Regions from separate parts of the Homo sapiens genome. Here region 2 is linked to region 1. Evidence: chromatin loops called from intact Hi-C (ENCODE). Cell type or tissue: heart left ventricle. All regions are shown on one strand.

The links. Peaks named below come from ENCODE experiments on the same cell type or tissue, not always from the same donor. Only the 100,000 strongest peaks of a DNase experiment are listed, where the experiment ranks them.
Region 2: it touches region 1 in a loop (2.4-fold over the local background); 5 of 110 quality-filtered maps call a loop at or near these places.

Annotation. Positions count from the first base shown.
Region 1 is chr7:157,385,984-157,388,483 of GRCh38, reverse strand. The region is part of intron 8 of DNAJB6 (DnaJ heat shock protein family (Hsp40) member B6); the gene reads right to left. Among named protein-coding and RNA genes, the nearest start is that of DNAJB6, 50 kb to the right of the region's middle. In heart left ventricle, CTCF peaks have their summits at 887 and 1,086 (motif pointing right); a DNase peak (open chromatin) is centred at 1,133; H3K4me3 peaks cover 220 bases; H3K27ac peaks cover 1,234 bases.
Region 2 is chr7:157,249,319-157,251,818 of GRCh38, reverse strand. The region is part of intron 19 of UBE3C (ubiquitin protein ligase E3C); the gene reads right to left. Among named protein-coding and RNA genes, the nearest start is that of DNAJB6, 86 kb to the left of the region's middle. In heart left ventricle, a CTCF peak has its summit at 1,015 (motif pointing right); no DNase peak of the experiment used is centred here.

The sequences.
Region 1 (2,500 bases):
CGTTAAGGAGCGTTCAGCTTCCTATTTTCAGAGGCGCTCAACACTACAGCAAGTAAAGAGACTGTTGAATTTACCAAAAACTGTAATTTAAATCAAATGCTATTATTCTTCCAAGCCATCACTTACTTGAGTGATGGTATCAATGCTCACAGCCATTTCCTAACTTTTCAAAGGTACTCTCATGCACCCTTAGACTGAATTCTCTAGGAATAAACTTAACGGGGTTTAAAAATGAAAGGTGTAAGATTTGACAGCAACAAATAGGCTTTCTATTCTATTAGTAACTTAATAAAATTACACTTCTATCAATGGAAGAACAGAATAAAAGTAATTTTCTCAGCCAGGCGCAGTGGCTCACGCCTGTAATCCCAGCACTTTGGGAGGCCAAGGTGGATGGATCACTTGAAGTCAAGAGTTCCAGACCAGCCCTGACAACATGGTGAAATCCCATCTCTACTAAAAATACAAAAATTAGCTGAGTGTGGTGGTGGGTGCCTGTAATCCCAGCTACTCAGGAGGCTGAGGCAGGAGAACTGCTTGAACCCGGGAGGCAGAGGTTACAATGAGCCAAGATCACACCACTGCACTCCAGCCTGGATGACAGAGCAAGACTCCGTCTCAAAAAAACAAACAAACAAACAAACAAACAAAACAGTAGTTTTCCCAAGTACAAATGAATGCTCCCTCCTCCTCAAAAAAAAATTTTCACAAGAAAGATTCCTTAGGAGTCAAACATATTTTACCTGTAACACCATGTTGAGTAAACTGTTCACAGCTAGAGTTGCATGAAACACTCCACAAAGTCTAGAACAACCAAATGTGTTCTAAAATTGTGTAGTACCAACGCTATAGCAAAATGCTTCCTAGTTTAAGAATTACAGGTAAAGACTTTTCATTTTCCTGGTATTTCTGGACATCCCTGGATGTCTCAAGGCTGCTGCACTGACTCATCCCACCCACTAATGAAAAATATAAAACGCCTTAGTCCAAGTATCTACTTGAATTTATTTAGTAACAAAAAACCACCCGTCCTGATGGCATAAACAAAAGCGCGCTCTATGATCGCACAATGCTAGTTGTGAGTGGGATTTCCAACACTAGAGGGCGCTGTCCCGCTTTCCCGCACGTGCCATGGCTGCATACCTACCTTATCCAGAGACAGGAAGTGCCGCGTGCTGGGTTATTTCCGACACAACAGACAAGCACATCACTCGTTGTTCTTCTTGTACTTCAACTGTCCCCAATTACTTAACTGTTGCTATGCTTTTTTGAGCTCCTATGAAATTCCTTAAAATATTTTTTACTTATTTTCAGTAACAGCACGTGAGGTTGCTTAAGGGCTCTGGCGTATCCCGAGCAATCTCTATGCCCTCCTGCAAAGCCAGCACGGATGGAACACGCTACGCTGTTTGTCAGGGAACCGCCTGTCCTTCTAGCGGTTTTCACGCTGTTTAGTTCCAAAACAGTTTCAAATTCAGTCAAAGTCTAGTTCAATATTCACTACAGCTAGGATTCTAGTTACCAATGGTAATCATGAAAGATATTACAAACTGAGAAACAAAAGACCTTGACTGTCCCAAAGTGATTTTTTTTTTTTTTTGAGATGAAGGCTTGCTCTGTCTCCCAGGCTGGAGTGCAATGGCACGATCTCAGCTCACTGCAACGTCCACCTCCCGGGTTCAAGCAATTCTTCTGCCTCAGCCTCCAGAGTAGCTGGGATTACAGGCGCCTGCCACCACACCCAGCTAATTTTTCTATTTTTAGTAGAGACAGGGGTTTCACCATCTTGGTCAGGCTGGTCTCAAACTCCTGACCTCAGGTGATCCACCCGCCTCAGCCTCCCAAAGTGCTGGGATTACAGGCGTTGAGCTACCGCGCCCGGATCCGTAAGTGATCTTACATCAAACTAGAACATACTTTAAGAGTGAAAAATTATACAATGGTTTCTTCCCTCTCCTGTAGAAATGTTACCATAATTAAATGTTTGATCAATTGCTAAATCACAACTTACAATATGAAAATCTTCATATACTTCAAATATACTGAAGAAAATGTCTACATGTAACTGAGGTGCGGCATCCACCTGAATGAACAGCACGAAACGCTATTAAAGTGACACTAGAAGCCCAGGCACAAATCATACACAGACACAAAAAAGCTCCAGATCCCACTCAGGAAGAATGCACCAACACATTCGCATTTATTTTCTTTTTTTTTTTTTTTAAAGCAAATGACAAAGACCCAGTTTACCAGCTTTACTTTTTTAAACCTAAGCTTAACATTACATATTTAAACAATTGTCAAAACTTACTAAGTTGCCAGCATTCATGCACAACTAGAAAACATCCTTAATTTATATTAAACCAGAAATGTATTACCATTAATGTATTAATATCTTTCACTACTAAATACTGAAAAAAATTGAAATTATTTCTGTAGAAGAATCGTCCTGGCAATGTTAACTTCACAGCAGGCCGACACTACGTGGCTCACATTTCAG
Region 2 (2,500 bases), 140 kb after region 1:
AATTTAAAATTCTCTCTCAGGCTAAGCCTAAACAACTATGTGTACTTAAAAATCATGTCACATAAGTGCTAAATTTCAGATCTGAGGGACATATTTAAAATTTCCTCTAAATACAAATATATTTAACTGGAGCAGTTCTCAGGACAGCAAGATACCAAGAGCTGTCCTTTCTGCTCCTCCAGAAAGTCTATTTTCACTTGGAATCCATAAAGCCCCACAAGACACCACCATACATGACCTACTTCCATTAGCTCATTTCATCCTCCGGCACTCACACCCGTCTGAGATGAGGAAGGGGTCTTGTGACTTCCTTAAGCCTCACAGAAAAGCGGCCAAACCAGGACCTGAACCAAGGTGTCGTGACTCAAGTCCAATCTTTTCTACCTAACAGATGATTATTTGTGGGTCCTTCTTAAACCCTTAGCATTTTCTGCTAGAAAGAGTTCTATGTAAATTAGTCGTCTAAAATTTCATGGTCACTATTAAACAGATTAACAGCCAAATTGATTACACTGAAAAAAACAAATTTGAGAGCAGCACCATATTTTAAAAGGGATGATTAATTAACATAACCTGCTGACACAATAAAGTATTTGCATATTACAAGTCTTTAAATCATACTTTATAAACTTAAAAACTTGTAAGGAGGACTACCTATTTATTTCTACAGAAATCCTTAAGATCTCCCTCTAAATTAGGTGCTTCACTAGTGAATTTCTTAATTTTTCTCATTAGGCTCTTTAGTATAATTATTCTCATACATTATCTATAATTTTTTAACTCAGTGGGAATCTCTATGAATAACTGGAACATCTTAACTTCACACTTTTGCTTTTAACAGATTCCAGTATTATCGGCAGTGCTTTAATGGAATTCTTGCATATGCGACGTTTCACTATTAACATTTATTTCAGAAGGAAAAATGGGAAATACTCGCATTAGCAAAGGCCTCAGGCAGGTCACCACAACACTCACCGTCCGAAGGCTTTTATGCCATTTAGAAATCAGGCCACTAGGTGGTGCAAGACCTAGCAGCAAGCGACATCACTGGATGTCGAGTACTTCCTAATGACAGTAACAGCCCCCCCGCCAAATTATCTAAATTTTGCATTGGTGAAAATTCAGCTCTATGGTATGGAAAAATATGCAGAAACAAAAGCAACTAAATAAGTTGTAACCAAATAAATATGGCTCTTGGACAGGCATGGTGGCTTGCATCTGTAATCCCAGCACTTTGGGAGGCTGAGGCAGGAGGATCACTTGAGCCCAGGACTTTGAGACCAGCCTGGACAACATAGGGAGACACCCATGTCTATAAAAAACACAAAAATTAGCCAGGAATGGTGGCTCATGCCTGTAATCCCAGCACTTTGGGAGGTTGAGGCAGGAGGATCGCTTGAGCTCAGGAATTTGAGATCAACCTGGGTAACACAGGGCAACACTATCTCTACAAAAAACACAAAAATTAGCCAGGTTTGGTGGTGTACGCCTGTAATCCCAGCTACTCAGGAGGCTGAGGGTGCAGTGAACCGAGATGCCATCACTAGACTCCTCCAGCCTGGGTGACAGAGTGAAACCCCGTCTCAAAACAATACAACAACAACAACAAAGCCCCATATGCTAAAGTAGACAGAACAGTGTATGAGCTCCCAACCCCACACAGCCAGTTCATCAGGCATCACACCTCCCGGCCAGTCTCTGGAACTGATAGCCCCACTTCCTGCCCCTGTTCTCACCACACAGGGTCAGTATCCCTTATCTGAGTGAAATACTTGGGCCAGAAGTGTTTGGATTTGTATTTTTTCCCCCCAAATTTTGGAATATTTGCATTATACTTATCAGTAAGAGTCCTTAATCCAAAAACCTGAAATGGTCCAATCAGCATTTCCTTTGAGCTTCATGTTGGCACTCAGAAAGTTTTGGATTTTGGAACATTTTGGATTTTCAGATTATGGATGCACAGAGTGTATTTGAAGCAAATCCCAGATGTTACTAACTCATTAATAATTATTTTAGTATGCTGTATGTGGATGTTTATAACAGTAATATTCTTATTAGCCCAAACATAGGAACAACCCAAATGTCCATCAACCAGTAAAGACCTTGTGGTATATCCATATAATGGAATATCATTTGGCCAGAAAAGGAATGAAGTCCTGATCCATGCAACTACAAGTGAAGGAAGACCACGTAAAAGGCTCTGTCGTGCCGGCCACGGTGGCTCACGCCTGTAATCCCAGCACTTCAGGAGGCCAAGGCAGGCAGATCACCTGAGGTCGGGAGTTCGAGACCAGCCTGACCAACATGGAGAAACCCCATCTCTACTAAAAATACAAAAATTAGCTGGGCGTGGTGGCGCATTGTAATCCCAGCTACTCGGGAAGCTGGGGCAGGAGAATCACTTGAACCCGGGAGGTGGAGGTTGTGGTGAGCCGAGATTGCGCCACTGCACTCCAGCCTGGGCAACAAGAGTGAAACTCCATCTCAAAAAAAAAAAAGA